2 separate regions of the Homo sapiens genome follow, and region 1 is linked to region 2. The links are chromatin loops, found by intact Hi-C in ENCODE. Cell type or tissue: prostate gland. All regions are shown on one strand. Links, peaks and the distances in the headings refer to the core of each region. The heading gives the core; the rest is flanking DNA.

Evidence for each region. Hi-C counts contacts between places; a loop is a spot of excess contacts. Peaks named below come from ENCODE experiments on the same cell type or tissue, not always from the same donor. Only the 100,000 strongest peaks of a DNase experiment are listed, where the experiment ranks them.
Region 1: it touches region 2 in a loop (3-fold over the local background); 6 of 110 quality-filtered maps call a loop at or near these places.

Annotation. Positions count from the first base shown.
Region 1 is chr12:46,205,796-46,214,285 of GRCh38, forward strand. SLC38A1 (solute carrier family 38 member 1) reads right to left here. Exons shown (of 17, transcript NM_030674.4): 6 at 3,259-3,332; 7 at 1,734-1,826; 8 at 1,360-1,441; 9 at 285-367. Among named protein-coding and RNA genes, the nearest start is that of SLC38A1, 59 kb to the right of the region's middle. RefSeq lists an enhancer at 2,119-2,208. In prostate gland, for the core only: no CTCF peak of the experiment used is centred there; a DNase peak (open chromatin) is centred at 4,388; H3K27ac peaks cover 1,528 bases.
Region 2 is chr12:46,156,676-46,165,165 of GRCh38, forward strand. No RefSeq gene overlaps it. Among named protein-coding and RNA genes, the nearest start is that of SLC38A1, 110 kb to the right of the region's middle. In prostate gland, for the core only: no CTCF peak of the experiment used is centred there; DNase peaks (open chromatin) are centred at 3,666 and 4,036; H3K27ac peaks cover 934 bases.

The DNA of each region.
Region 1 (8,490 bases), core at 3,360-5,859, 50 kb after region 2:
AGTAGCATATAAGTTGTACTACTGAAAATAGCCCTGTCTGTCCTGGCCCCAGGACCTCCCTTCTCCCCTCCACAGCTCAGTAGAGGGATTGTTTAGGAGGTCACATACTGACTGTTATTTTTATCCCATATTAAAGTTGGGACCGATTAATACTTGCAATTTATCATGTACTTAATCTTTGAGTGCATGCAGAGGGGAAGCAGAGGGCAACACTGTCCATTTTTATTCAGTTTCTGATTCACTTGGGCACTGCAGAATATGATAAAAGCAAAATCTGTCCTTACCTAAGTTCTTCAAGAGACACAGAGGGAGAATTATGCCAAAGGTAACTATCACCACCAGAACGCGGCCATCCACGTACCAGGCTCTGAAAGGCATTTAAGTGATTAGGTTATATTTTTTTAGAAAGTGACTTTTTTCCCCTCCAATGTAAAATTTCATGATATCATGATATATATTTTTATTAATTTTTACTATATGCATTAATTTTTAAAATCATTATTCAGGTCTTATCCAAACACTTTAACCCAGCCCCTACTTATATACTACAGCTTCACTCCCCTGTAATGGAAGAGGGAATATTGGTTTTTTTTTTTCCCATTGGCTAAATGTGGCATTCTTTTGAATTATTTACATGGTTTCAAAGCTGAATGCACACATTTCATTCTGTCAGATTACAACTTGTCCTATCAATTATTTAAAGAGAAAGCTCCTTTTTGTTTTGCTGGGCTAGTATCAGTGAGAAACAAGTCACTACAGGTAGACATTTCTCTCTCCCTGATCCCTTGGATTTGACCTTGAATCCTGAGAACACTAGAGACTCTGGCTTCTACGATTCTCCCTTGAAAGAAAACAGAGAAACTAAGACTGACAAGAACTGTTAAACAAGAGGGAGTCAAAACACAATTGTGCCAAATGTAGCTGCAACATTTTCCAGGGTTATCTACATCTTTAATGAGGTTGGCTCATGTAAATTTCGCCCCCAAAATGCTATGTCCCTTCTTTAAGTAAGAGGCTAGGGTCTTAATTTTTGTTGCACGTTCCACTTTTGTGTTAAAAATACTGCATATCTGTTCTATTTCACAGAAACTAGATATAGATTTCAGGCTCTGGGGAAAATGCAGTATCTACCGCTCATAGCATGACAGACAAATCTACTTTTCAAATGTGCATATGCAAATGGCTCTCCTGCTTTTTTCCTTTATATAGCCCCAAAGAAATTTATTGTTGAAACAACAAACAAACAAAACGCAGCCTAGGAAAAACTTTCTGCAATATTCACAAGCAAGAATTTTGATTGGCCCATATTTAAATTAAAAACATTTTAGTTATATCATAAAAAAATGGTCTATAACTTACGAAAATGTCTCTTCCTTTCCCATTAGAAACTTTATGGCAGAGGGTAGTTCATTTTTTACGATGAAGAGGTAGCTCAGCATTGCTGAAGGAAAATGAGAACATTTTTAGAAAGAAGATACGAAGGCTTATGTTGCAAGCTACATAAAAAGTTATCAGCCCGTTCTTAGACCAACTGTCAGTAAGACACAAAGGCAACTTCAGCTACTCTAGCAGGATTTGTGGCTTTAAATAAGTGACTGCTGTCTCTGCTTTACTTTCCCTGTGCCATTTTAGCAATGAGGATGATAACTGCTTGAATTATGTTAAAATTCATGTGGCCGCTCATCCACCAGAATTAGTTTCAAGTTATGTAAAGAAAAGCATGTTCTTTTTACCTCCAGTGTTCTGTAGAGAGGTGGCTCCAAAGATTACGAACTTCCCTGTGGTGCCAAAGACTTGTTCCCCCAGCTTTTCATACACCATGCAGCCTATTTAAAAATCAAATTTGAGAACACAAGAAATGACAGGGTTCAGAAAGTTAAAATAGTCAAGATTTTGTCATTCTATTGACTGTTCCCCAAGTTACTATGTGCCTTTCTCAAACTCACACAAATAGTCATTTTGGCCTTCAGGGGTTAAGGTATCCTCATTACAAAACAAATTCTTAACATTTTAAAATGTGAGATGCAACCATCATTTCTCCTTTTTCAAGTTGGCTACCAGAGCATTACAATTAACCTATTAGGTCATAAGGCTTATTTTTAACTACCTCTATCTTACAAAGGGGAAATTCCTTCTGTGATCTTTTTCTTCAGGTCTGGTGTACACCATTAAAATACATATTTGATTTAAAAAGATCCTAATAGTTGAAACAAAAAGATTCCTTTTGAATTAATGACCTGAACTGATTAGGCAAACAAGGAATTATCTTAATAACATCCCATCAATGCCTCCACGTTCTAAATGTAATAACAAGCTTAGAAACATTTTAATAGCCACGACATACAAAACCTAATTATTCATAAAATGTAGTTCAAATACATGCAACTCACAAAAGAGAGCAGAAGACTAATCTGTCAAAAGCATAATTTGTCTGTAGCAAAATTTGAAAGTGTTCGACTAGCTCATCTCAATAAATACTGAAACTCTAAAGCATTCACTTTTTAAAAAGTGTTTATATTTCTTTATAACTGTTCAGTTCATGTTTTCAAAAGGTTCACGGAGAGCAATATGGGACAGGCTATAATTAAACCTTTGTTTAATCTCTCATAAGACTGGTGTTTAAACTAGACAATGGTTAGCTCCTCAATTTATTATAAAATGTTCCAGTTAAATGGAGTCATGTATATACAATAATAGTTGACCAATGTGGTTTTAGTTAATGTAAAAGTCAAAGAATTACAAACATAATCCAGTGTCCCAGAAATAGAAAATAAACACTTCAGGTATTACACTGCCCAGAGTACTTGAAGTCTCTTCATAGCTTGCTCACTCCCACATTGCCTCAGGAGTAACACTTTCTCCTTGGAATATGCACAAGAGAATGACAGGTCTGTTTACTTTTAAAACCTTGGAAGTTATAATATAAAAACATGGGATCTTTGTTCTGGATTTATAAAGACCTAAGGAAAAACAAGCTTTTAAAATGAAGTCATTTTAAACCAGAAAAACAGGTATAATTGAGGGTTCACTTTAAGTGACAACATTATTTTCTCATTGTCCATGACAATTTAATTTATATTTTGCTGCAACTGTTTCTCTAGATAAATACTACTATAGGTCTTCCAATCACTCTAGGTCAAAATAGTCTTTCTTTTTAATAATCAAATTGCTGTACAGAGAGAACATCATTGTTCCACAATGCTACCATAAAAATAATTCACCCTGGTTTTAACAAAATCAAACACGTCCTCAGCTTACCTGTTTCTTTTGAACAGATCAATAGGAGGTTTATTGAATATATAGACAGCAATGTCACTGAAGTCAAAAGTACCCTAAAGCAAAGAAAATAAATCTTATTGTAATATCTAGAAAAGAATATATTCTGGCATTACAGTTTAGAAGGGCAAAGGTTTATTTGTATGGTTAACACTATTTGTTAATAGTATCCAAATTTTGGAACCTATTAGTCATCCCTGCTTTAAAATCCTCAACAAAAATGTCCTACCAAATAAAGAAGTGCTCATTAGAATCTGAGTAACAGTTCAAATCCTTTATGTAATTCGAAGCCCAAATAGCTCTCTGGGAGCATTTCGGTTGAGATGACTTTAAAACAACATTATGAAAGAAGGCTTTTGTAGTCTATGTTGCACTCTCTGTTACATCCGGGTGAGAAAGTGTGAGAATGGGGTGGGAGGGGCGGAGGGAAAGGCTGGCAGTGACCTTAGGAGAATGACCACCTGACTTTGGGCAACTTGCTTAACATTCCCATCTCTGGATTCCTTGCCCATAATATAAAGATACAAGCCAAATGATGTCTAGGGTTCTTTTCATCTATTACTTCATGGCTATTTTAAAATCTATATATTGGGCTACTAATGTAATTCACTTTTTTTGCACCTGGTTCCTCTTAGATGAATAAGCACCACTTGGTAACCAGTGGGAAAATTTGACAATCAAGTATAATGAAAAGACTTTTTTGAATGATGAACTCATGTTTTTGTTTTAGTACATCTGGGTCATTATCACACCCTTCTCAAGAAAAAGTGCAGTTAAAATGATGTGGGAGATTATATAGATGATTTCTGAAACATTTGGTTAAAACAGACATGATAATTGAAAATAAAGCCTATTTATTAAAAAAGAAGAAAAAAAATCCAGTCCCCAGATGAAACCGCTCACTTCCTGATGTGGGAAAATATATCCCTAGAACAATACATAACTGCAATTGACTCTATGTTTGAGTCATGAAAGGCAATTATTTTTCCACCAAGTGCTGTTGAGAGGCACTTGGCACATCATGCCGTTCGCTCTGCGTGGGCTGCTTCCTCCTGGCCCTTCCCCCTCCCAGCACACCTGTTGAAGGCTGCTCTAGGCCCCAGCTCAGATGCCAACTCCTCAGTTGCCTTCCCTGGCCCCAGGCAGAATGACTGCTCCTCAGCTGTCTATGATCCTACAGTGTTTTGTTTCTCCTGCATACGGGGCAACCATGAGGAGATAAACCAGGAGTACAGAATGGTCAACAGCAGAACAGATGAACTGCCAGAAACTGGCCAGCAAACAAAAGAGGGGCAGAGCTCAGCAGAGGCAAAACAAACACTAGGAGAAAGAACAGACCTAACACTTTGGGTAGAGGCCCAACTGATCTGCCAATAAACAGGAATTTAGGTTAAGATATGATTGGTAAGGAAGTACATTCAGATCTATACTTATTTCCCTAAAATCCTTGAGTGAGGAGGCTGATTGATATGGTTTGGCTGTGTCCCCACCGAAATCTCACCTTGAATTGTAACTCCCATAATTTCCACGTGTTTTGGGAGGGACCCGGTGGGAGATAATTGAATCATGGGGGCAGTTCTCTCATACTGTTCTTGTGGTAGTGAATAAGTCTCATAAGATCTGATGGTTTTTTTATAAGGGGAAACCCCTTTCACTTGTCTCTCAATTCTCTCTTGTCTGCGGGCAAGTAAAATGTGTTGTTCGCCTTCCGCCATAATTGTGAGGCCTCCCCAGCCACGTGGAACTGTGAGTCTGTTAAACCTCTTTTTCTTTATAAATTACCCAGTCTCAGGAATGTCTTTATCAGGAGCATGAAAATGGACTAATACACTGATTAAGAGGGTAGGTCTCTTATCTCTTCAGGTTGAGGGATGTGAGAAACGGACAGCAAGCATTTATTAGCCAACCCAGTAGTTCTGAGATACGTAATGGAACAGGATTTGATATGCTCTGCCACAGAATAAGATATGGGACCTAATTGTGGCATGATTTTTTTTCCCGTCAAGTAAGATAAGCAATATTTATGTCAAAGAAGCAAGCTTTCGGTTTCTTGCAGAGTTCACTTGTTTTGAGGGACACAATGCTAAGTAGCCACTTCTACACGAACATGTGACAGGCCCTAGAGGATTTCCGTGTGGCACAGAAGAGCACAGGCTTCCTAGTGGAGTAAAATGAGTGACATCTTAGGATGAGCCAGATGCTATTCTGGAATGACTATGTGCCCTGTTGGGTCTACTCTGCTAGGACCAAAGGGATTTTCCCATGGGCCCAAGGCTAATGTATAAAGAGTATGACCTTGTAGGAACTATCTATGTGCCTAGCAGGAGGGGATAATTATGAATATCTACACAATTATTTACAAAAGGCCCTAACCCTGGAGAACTTGGTATTTATTAGCAAAAGAAACATTCTAAGGAAACATTTGCTGTGTTCCCTCAGTCAGTAGCCTCTGCAACCACGCGGTTCTTGCACATGGTTGTGTCTTAACACAATCTATGTGTTGAATCTCTTTGCAGATGATGCTCAGTGGCATCTGGCCCTTTGAGCATCATAAACTGCTATCCCCCCTTTTCAAGCCGGAGAAAAGTGTTGATTAGGGAAGATTTTAGTAGTGTTCACTTATCTTCTTCCCCCCACTTAAACACAACAGAATGAGGTGCTCCCACAGTGGTGAAAACAACCCCCTCCCATGTTTAAGAGACGTAACATTGCACCCCAGAGTACTTAGAGTCTGATAGTTTTTGCCTTTAACTGTCTGATCTGCAAAGGATCTCTTCTTAGTCCTTTCCCAAATGTAGATCTTCTCTTCCAAGACTGAAAATTAATATAAAGCAAAACCCCCTTTTCTATCAGATCACTAAGAGGCAAACTGTAAAAGTAAAATTCTAAGAATACTTTAGCCTATACAAGAATCTGGCATTAATAGGATTAAAATTTAGAAAAGTATACCTCCTTGTTCAGATTCTTAGAAAGAAGGAATATGTTGTCTAATTGACTCTAATAGAACCTAGAAAGGGTTAGAAAAATCAAATCATAAATGTCTTGAGACACAGAAACCATGACATCTAAGAGAAAGAAGAAAGAGGAATAACTGGAGAGAAGGTGTTGACTTGTTTGAACACTTCTATTTAGAGCATGATTATGCCCCTAATTGTCCGGGTAGATATTTGTACATATAATTATGGTTTCCTGGAAGAGAAACACATGCTGGGATTCCTGTGTTAACACAGAGGAACACAAGTGATTCCTTTTTAAAATTTCATCTGGATATAATTTAAGCTTCAACATTGTTAACCACTGACCACAAGTATTAATATGGCTGGGACAAAAACTGGTTGCTAAAAAAGGCGTACTTACATGGGGACTACAGATCAGCAATTGATAATAGGGCTGCCAAGGTGTTGATATTTCAGACTTATGTTCATCTTTGAGGAGAAGATCTAGAGCATGTAATTGTACATGGGTCATGGGGAAGGGGTGGCAAGAGAGTTAGAATTGCGAATAATGTGGTCAGGAGCCTTCAAGAGTCTTTGAGTCAGCAACATTATGAAAGATGTGGTTCAGGACATTCTAGTAAATTTTGGAGTCTCCTGAGAAGAAACTTAGAATTCTAGACTCCTGAAGCAGGGAGAGACTTTCAGAGAGAACCTAGTCCAGCACAGCATGTTTACCCAGGACAGGAAACCTCTATGCTCCATGCCAACACACAGGCATCCAGGTCTGCAAAGTGTCTTTTAAAAGGGGACATATTATGCAACCCATTCTGTTTCTGAAAAGTTCTGTGCTTGGAACTGAGGCTCAGCTGAAATCACTGTCGCTACTTCTATCCTTGGGTCCTCATTTTACCTTCTGGACCTATTTGTATCTACTTGAAATCTAACACCTCTCCTACCTAACAGTCCTGAGGGTGCTCATTTTAAGATTGTGCTCTTTAACTCAAACATCTTTAATTCTTTGAACTGTTCATCTTGTGATGAAGTGTTTGGGCTGTTTACATCTCAGTCATGGTCCAGTTCCTCAACCATCCTTTTTAAAGGCTGTGTGCTGAGATGAACACAATGCTATAACATCAGATTTGGTCCAAACAGCGCAAAGCATGATAGGATTTTTAATTTCTCTGAGTCAGACATCTTTCTTCTTTCAAGGTAATCTATTTTGGAATTCATTTTTACGGCAACCACACACTTTTCATTCTTTTTGAGCTTCTGGTGTGAATGCTACTAGGCTGTCTTCCTGATTCTATCTTGTGTACTTTTTTTGTCTGTTTCTGAAGCTAAGTGCCAGTCCTATATTTATTTACATTACATTTTATCTTTCAAGTCTCATGATCTCTTCTTAAATTGTTGATCCTTTTTACTTATATATCAACCACTGCATCTAACTTCATATCTTAAGTGTACCTTCATCCAAGTCACTGGCATCAACCTTGAATAGAACAAGACCATCTGGAAATGGCCCATTGTCCAGCCAACTGCTTGAAGCCTGGAAGTCGACCTTATCTCTCACCCATTCCCTCATCCTTTATATCTAGTTCATTGGCAAGTGCCCTATCATTTCTATCTCCAAAATTTATCCCAAATCCATAGGCATTTTGTTCCCATCTCCACTCTAGTGTGAGCCATCGTCCTTAATTTCTGGATAACTGTGATCATCTTGTCTCCTCACATCCGTCTTCCACCCAGCAGCCAGAGTAATCTTTTTATTTTATTGCTTTATTATGTGTCTCCATCACTAGACTGTAAGACAGACAACGACAGTTTAATTCAACTATTTACCTATTTACCTTCAACATCAAACACACACATAACAGAGTCTTCGCTGAGAATCAGTGAATTTAGAAACATTAGAACCTCATTGGCAAGTTATGTGAGACTATGCCAAATATCTTAACTAAAATCAAGACTCCCTCTATGAAGATAGTCCCATGATCTACTTAGCTCACTGTATCTCAAAAGATGATATTAGTTTAGTGACTATTTAGAAAAACTTTGTTGGTTTCTACAGAGTAATCTTTTCTGCAGTCATTGCACATAAACAAGCTGTTTAATAATTTTCTCTACACTATTCCTTGGCATCTACTTTTTGCCATTTTTGAAAGTTGGGATTAAATTAGCCTATTTCTAATCCTCTGGGGATACTCTTGCTTTCCATGATTTTTAAACAGATTCCTGAGAGTATCTTAGACAAAGTGGCATGAGCAAAAAAAGAAAAAAT
Region 2 (8,490 bases), core at 2,220-4,719:
GTTTTCTCTAGAATGCCTTTAAAATGAACTCCTATTTCTAGAACCCTTATTAAATGGCTGCGGAAATCTGGGTCAATCTTTCATGTCTCTAAACTTTTCTTTGGTTTTTTTTTTTGTTTTTGTTTTTTTTTTTTTTTTTTAGACTGAGTTTCACTCTTTTGCCTAGGCTGGAGTGCAGTGGCATGATCTCAGCTCACTGCATCCTCCGCCTTCTGTTTTGAAGCGATTCTCCTGCCTCAGCCTCCCGAGTAGCTGGGATTACAGGTGTCCACCACCATGCCTGGCTAATTTTTGTATTTTTTATAGAGATGGGGTTTCACCATGTTGGCCAGGCTGGTCTCGAACTCCTGACCTCAGGTAATCTGCCTGCCTCAGTCTCCCAAAGTGCTGGGATTACAGGCGTGAGCCACTGAGCCTGGCTCTTTGTATTCTTTATTCCTTTATGTTTTCCATTGTTTTGAGAGCATTCTCAAAATGCTATTTGTCTATGTCCACTCTACTATTTTGCCCCTAAATCAATCTTTTTATTTTGTTTTTCAAGTCTTAAATTTCTACCATATTCAGCTAATGTTTTAGTTACAGTGTCCTTCTACATCTTTCCAGAGATTTTTATATGCTTATTCCAAAATGTTGTGAGCTCTTTTAACTATGATTCTTCAAAATGTTTTACTTGCTGAGTTTTTGCCTTTGTTTCAAGGTATTAGTGTTTTCCAAATGTTTGCAGATTCTTAGTTGTTTGTTCATCTTTGTATTTGAGAATTGGTTTGTCTCCTCTGTTTAAACACTGTTTATGTGGGAGAGATGAGAGGTGCTAACTGTTCAGCTTGGAACTGGTACTTTTTGTCTTTTCCTAGTGTAACTTCTCCACCTCCCAGAGGGCATTCTTCTTGGTTTCTTGCCCTGCTTCTCCAGCCCCAGAATGCAGGTTCACTGATTTTGCCTGTAGTAAATACTACTTCTACTTTTGTCCTGCTTTTTATCTGTCTGTATCTTTCAGTGCCTTACTTGGCTTGCCCATGGCCCCTTCATGCTGTTGGCTATAATTTCCTGAGAGAAGGGAAGAATTGGGTGGTGAGACCACCTCTACTCTTAGTTTTGTTTTGTTTCATTTTTAAGCATGGTGTAGGAACTCAGGCAATTACAAATTTTGAGAAAAAATAAAGTATGTTTAACTAAAAAAAATAGATTTCTGACTTAGGCTTTATACTGCTAACTTATTTAGCATCAAATGCTTTTTAAAACACAGGCTATGAAATAAGGAAAACTGATTTTTGAGTTCCAGTTCTGTCCCTTTTCCCAGGTGTTGTGATTCATCTGTGAACCTGAATTTTTTCATCAATAAGTTCAGGATAGTAAGAATACCTGCTGCATATATTCTGTGATGATGAAATATAACAGTAAAAGTGAAAGTACTTTGAGAGCATCAAAGAGCCACTAACAGTTTATTATTTATGGCACTAAATAATGCCCCACTCAGACCTTTGGTAGGAGGATAAAGTAGGTAGTAGGAAAATATAATAAAAGACTGAGGTACCCAAGATGAGGAAAGAGGAGATTGCCACAGGCTCTTGTCCTGAACTCTTGTTTTATAAACTTTGCTCTCTATTCTTTAGAATTCCTAAAACCAAGATTTTCTGCATGTCAGATCCAGGAACTTTGCTTTCCTTATGGCATAAAAGCTAGCCAAAAGAATCACTGTGAAGGTTCTCATCAACCAGAGTAGATAATTGGTTATGGGGTATGAAGGATGGCTACTGATACTCAGTAGACAGGATTCTAAAATTATATTAACTTTTTCCTAGAACTTTATCAAAGTGACAGTTTTATATGTATCTCTGTGTACAAGAATTTGAAGCTAGCTAAAATCTAAATCTGAAAATATCTTCTATAAAAGAGAGGACTTTGTAGTTTTTTTTTCTTTCTCTCTCAGTGATGAAAAACTGGATAGAACCATAAACACTTCAAAGGATGAGAAATCCACATGGGCTGGAGTCCTAGCCAGAGTCCTTGCCAAGATCACTTTCCTCAGAGGATTTTCATGCTCTTCCTTTCTTTGGGGAATCAAATTTCCCAGCCACCTCAGCCCAAGACGTGCTGTAGTTACATGTACTCACTTTGTGGCTTTATATTAAGAGGTAAAATGAGGAGTGGTAATGCTAAAAGGCAGTGGGTATGGAGAGATTTCCTTTGGATGTGCTTTCACTTGGGTTATACCAGGTACTTGGAATTCTGTGTTTTACTTTTGGATAAAATAATTCTTTGCCAAAATGTTTTCTTCACTAGCGTGAAGCCATCTAGCTGAATCAAAATGGAGCTGCTGCCTGCCTACAGATTTTTTATGTGGGTGAACATTATTGTTTTTTAGAGAGGTGAGAATATTTATTTCCTTCCATTTTCATTCTTCAGAGATTATTCTATCACTTTGGATTCAGCACAGGTTACCCAGCAATTACTACTCACTCTTCTTGGGTTCAAATAAATGAGTTTGGTCCAACGTTTCCTGTATTTTAAAATGGAGGCAGTTCATGACGATCAGGATTTGGGGAGGAAGTGGATTTAATTAGACAAGGAAGAGGGTAGGAGACTGGACACCATTTGGGGCTATTTTCAGCTAGTTGAGCCAAATTGTTATTGACCTAAAGCTGACAGTTTTTCTGTGGCCTGCACAATGTGAATTTAGTGAGCTCAGCCAATTCTCAGAGGACAAGCTCTTATATTTCTAGACATACCAGCAGTGGTTCCCGACATTTAGATTTCATGGACAAGTACAATTAAAAATAAAAGAAGTATGGAGATAGAGAGAAGCCAAAAAATCTTAGGAAAAGGTCAGCCCTTTAAATGGAATACTTTCAAATATATGAAAGAAAAAAAAAAAACCTCACTTCAATGTGCTCGATTTTCTCATTTTTTTCCTGGCCAGTGAAAACTAGATCCTGGGACAGCACTGGACACACACAGATGTTTGAGAACTACTGTTCCCAATCTATGAATGAGGCTGTAACTTTTCAACCTGCAAATTCACTTCAGATATTTAAGAAGAACCTTCTAAGTGAAAATATGAAAGTGAACAAAAGCTTTCCTTTTTAAATACACTTGTGTAACCAATTGTTTGGAACAAGTCACCAATGATGCCTTACTTCAGTTCACTATTCTTTCAAATAAAAGATGTATTTGTGAAATTATAATCATTCAAATAGCCATTTTGAGGGCTATGTTTTTTTTTTTTTTCAGTCACAAATCTAAGTGACCCTGAGAATTGTAAAAAGATACTATGGAAATATCAATAGTGTTTTTATGTTTTGAGCCAATGATTTTAAACTTCCACTTGCTAAAAAAAATCAAGAAAGATGAAGTATGAAAACAAGCACGTAGATCTTTCTTTTGTATTACATGTGTGTAACTAAGAAGCCAGTACTCAGATAAATGGCTACAATCTTAATAGCTCGCTCCTGGAAAGCCAAAACTGCATTTCTCTTTTGTCAGGACTGGAAGCATGTAAATTGATTGCCCAATTAAGGAAAGGTTGACTGAAGGTGAGTAAGGTTTCAATGTTCCTGACTTAATTGCTCAACAAGCTTTATTAAGGGGCTAAATGGAGCAGCAAGGGAGTGGCTGGAGTGCAAGGGACTGCTTCTCACCGAGTATTATTGGACGGCTGCCAAAGACAGTTAAAAAATAAAATAAAATAAAGCTGCTCAAGCGTCTTATGCCATGAAGAACAAGATTCTTCATGTTGGGGCTCGCAGTTTTAGTTATAGCAAACTGATTACAACATACATAATTTCTAGTTACAGATAAGGGGCCATTTGCACAGCATCTAGTAGTTTTCATATAATCTTGCCCTGGATTCTGTAAGTTAATAGAGGTAATATATTATTATGGAAAAAGATGGAATCTGGCAAAGATCTCAGGCACTGAAGGAACCAGCTGTTCCGTAGCAATGTGATTTTGCACGCTTCTTGGGGCCTGGCATTCTTAAACTTCCACCAGCGTTAATTCTTACTGGTGAGTTTTCGCTCTACTGGGCCTGCTTATGCAACTCAGTGGCCCAAAAGTCTGATGTCACAGCCTAATGCTGCGTGTCCTCTGCCAAGAGTCTTTTCTGTGGGCACACATTTCTGATGAGAATCTACCCTGTTTTGACTCTTGACTGCATCAGTCTCTGGCAATTACCCTTGTGAAAATAACTCCTTTTTCAAGCATGCAATGTGTCTGGCTTTTATCCAATGGTTTAATCACAAACTCTCTGTGACAGCTTTACCTTGAGCAGCCCCTTAGGGAATTCAGAAGAGCTAGGGTTGCATTTGGACTCTCTAACTACAACATTCTTTTGGCTTTTATGCTGGCCTCAGATCTGGTCTAAACAATGATTTTGTACTTGCTGAGCAGAGTTTTTCACTACTTTGTTCCATGAATTCAAAGGAAGCATGGAAAATGGCACAGATAAGATCATCTTAATGTTAATAGGGGCGCTTATTGTGGGCTTACTATGTGACAGATACTGTGCTAGAAAATTTACAATATGCTATCCAGTCTAATTATTCCTTACAACCATTCTATGGGATGACTATTATTATTCCCACTTTCTGGTTGCGGACACTGAGACTGAAGGAGATTAAGGAAACCTGCCCAATGTCACTTAGCTTTTAAGTAGCAGAGGCAGGATTCCAACCAAGGTCAGTCTGAGTCCAGAGCCATGTTCCTACCTCCTTGCAAATTCTCCTAGACAATACATTTGTCCTTGGGCCTTGTGGGGGAATTGTGGAACAGAAGAACAGGCATTAACACACAGAGAGAGACACACACAGACACACACACACAGACTCCAGAGTCTAGCTTTGCTTCCCATCAGACATGGGACTAGTGCTCATAGAGCTGACTGGGGATATCTCTACCTGCCTAGGACACCAAATCTCTGTAAAAGACAGCCCGCTTCCTGAAGCCTCGTCTAGTGGAGGGAGGTTCTGACATACTGTTTTGTTCAGGCTGGTCCTCCACCCCAAGAATGGAGCTCTGCTTCCTACCCTACCTACCTAAGGACTACTCTCCAAAGGAGTACAAGAACCCAAGCCAGTTCACTGCAAGGCAGGTTATGCTGGATGCCTTTTTGGGCAGGATGTAAGGCCTGTTTCCTACCTTATTTCCATTTTGTGTGGTGGTCTGATATAAGGCTTTGCTTGTGGGCAGTGTTGTAGCACTGGTTATAGCTGAAACTGCCCCATGAGGACAGGCTCCTTCATCAGTTAACCCACTTACCATAGAAGTTGGACCCTCCTTACCAAATTTGTCTCTAGTAAACGGTGTTATGAGGTTCTAGCCTAGATTTAATAAATTTACATCGTATGCTTCCCCACCCCCAACAAAGTTGGGAAAATTGAAAAAAAAAAATAGTCACTTTCACAGTATTATTTTGAGAACTGAAAAGTACGAAGTAATACAAAATTAATAGAAATTTCAAAATGACAAGCATTTTGATATGTCCTTCTAAAATACTGATAAAGAGAATTCTTCTTTCTGAAAGCAACTGGGTTCTGAAGAGACAGGGTGTGTTGAAATTTCCTATGCTTTTAAATGGTTCTGGAATTCTACTTGATTGTTGGGGATTTGGGGTATCATTTGGAAAGCAAGATAACCCAAGAGCAAAAAACAGTCTTTTGGAATTATCCTAATATCTGCTGAATTCTCTTTAGCTTCGATGATAATGAAGGTGAACTGGGCAAAAAGAGTTTGCTTTGAAGTCTCCTTTAATAAAAGCCAAATCATTTTGTTTTAGAGAGACGTTGGAAAGATAGGTATTCTGTTAGCTAAATTTCCTCTATTGAGTTTCCCTTTAAGAAATAATCTAGAAGATCTTAAGATCATCTGATTATTTGCTGAAATCAAATTATGATAACTGGGGAACCCCTTAGATATGACTTTCTACCTGTTTGGTACCAGACAGTGGGTTGCTCGGCGAGGAAAGCATACTTACAGATTGCAGTTCATGATTGCATTGTTCTAAATCATGGATGATGCTACAGATGATAGTCTGTCTACTGCAATTCGGCCTGGGGTTAATTGATATTGAGAGAGGATGTTTTAGCCTCAAATTCTGCTCAGTTCCTGTATTTGGCATGAAACTTTCACTTTCTCTGGAAAACAGTCCTTAACTTAGAAGGAATTGTTGATCTAGAGCTGAAGACAAGGCAGTTTAAAAGCTTCATCCATGTCCCTACAAAGGACATGAACTCATCCTTTTTTATGGCTGCATAGTATTCCATGGTGTATATGTGCCACATTTTCTTAATCCAGTCTATCATTGTTGGACATTTGGGTTGGTTCCAAGTCTTTGCTATTGTGAATAGTGCCACAGTAAACATACGTGTGCATGTGCCTTTATAGCAGCATGCTTTATAATCCTTTGGTTATATACCCAGTAATGGGTTGGCTGGGTCAAATGGTATTTCTAGTTCTAGATCCTTGAGGAATCGCCACACTGTCTTCCACAATGGTTGAACTAGTTTACAGTCCCACCAACAGTGTAAAAGTGTAAAAGTGTTCCTATTTCTCCACATCCTCTCCAGCATCTGCTGTCTCCTGACTTTTTAATGATTGCCATTCTAACTGGTGTGAGATGGTATCTCATTGCGGTTTTGATTTGCATTTCTCTGATGGCCAGTGATGATGAGCATTTTTTCATGTGTCTGCTGGCTGCATAAATGTCTTCTTTTGAGAAGTGTCTGTTCATATCCTTTGCCCACTTGTTGATGGGGTTGTTTGTTTTTTTCTTGTAAATTTGATTGTGTTCTTTGTAGATTATGGATATTAGCCCTTTGTCAGATGAGTAGATTGCAAAAATTTTCTCCTATTCTGTAGGTTGCCTGGATGAAGCTGGAAACCATCATTCTCAGCAAACTATTGCAAGAACAAAAAAACCAAACACTGCATGTTTTCACTCATAGGTGGGAATTGGACAATGAGAACACTTGGACACAGGAAGGGGAACATCACACACTGGGGCCTGTTGTGGGGTGGGGGAAGGGTGGAAGGAAAGCATTAGGAGATATACCTAATGTAAATTACAAGTTAATGGGTGCAGCACACCAACATGGGACATGTATACATATATAACAAACCTGCACGTTGTGCACATGTACCCTAGAACTTAAAGTATAAAAAAAAAAAGTTCAACAAAACCCTAACTGGGAGAAAAAGGGGAATTTGTGTGCCTGGTTAGGATATGGATTGGCGCTTCTTATCACCCACCTAAAAGTACATGAAGGAGAGGAAATGAGTCACAGGAATCATCGAATCAAGTAAACTTTATCTGTAATTTCCCAATTAATCCCAAAGATGGATTATTTTCAGAACAAAGTCTTCCTTTTAAAATGCGAAACAAAAAAAGGATGAGACTTAGAATAAAAGATGAAATAGTATAGACCAATGAAAGTAGGGCAAAGCACATCTCTTCATCTCTAGCAGTGGTTCTCAACCTTTTATATGTGCCAGAATTATCTAGGGAACTTCTTGAGTATGCAGATTCCTGGCCCTATCCTATGATTTAATAGGTTTGAGGGGGATTCAGGAATTTACATTTTTGTCAGAGACACCCAACTATTCTGATCCAGGTGATCCACGGGCCATGTTTTGAAAGGCACTGAGCTATACTAGTACAGATTAACATCTGTAGATGCTGGTGTAACTGGTTGGATTTCCTCAGGGAGTGAAACTTGATAAAGGGTTGGGCAGACAAGCCTGAACAGAGAATCTCTGGAACTCATCTTTGGTCTGGGGCTTGCACATTGTCTCATTCCTTCTGGATTGTATAAACTACATTCAGGAAAAGGTGGGAGCAAAAACACTCTATACACACACATGTGCACACGCACACACACACACCCCTCTGATTTCTGTATTCCTGAATATCTTAGGCAAATACATGCTGGGATGCATATCTTATCATTAGCAAAAGCTTTCTCTAGTTATGTCAGTGAATAAACCCTAGTACCTTATTACCTATTACTTTCTCCGCATTTGGACCTTGCAGAACTCTCCAAATTCCAACCAGCATGGACAAGGATCTTCTCAGCTGAGCCTTACACTGCTGCAAGATTGGGAGGATCTGCTGGTCTTTTTTCCCTTTCCCTAAAACTGCCTCTACCTTGGCTAGACTCTCCTATCCAGACCTATCCAGGTAGACTCTCTATATGAGTTCTGACCTGGTCCTTGATCCCATTTTGTCTGAGATAAGCAGGATACAAGCATACTTAGATTCCTCCTCCATACCAGCAGGATTTAATAATATTTAATTTACCTTCCATTCATTCCACAACATTTTTGTGCCTACTCAATATTTGAGTGTCTACTATGTGCCAGGAACTGTTCCAGGAACTTGGGATATATCAGTGAACAAAACAGAAGGATCCCCCATCCCCTTGTAGAGCTTATATTTCAGCAGACGATATAGACAACAAACAATATTTATAATTAAGGTGGTAAGTTCTCTGAGAA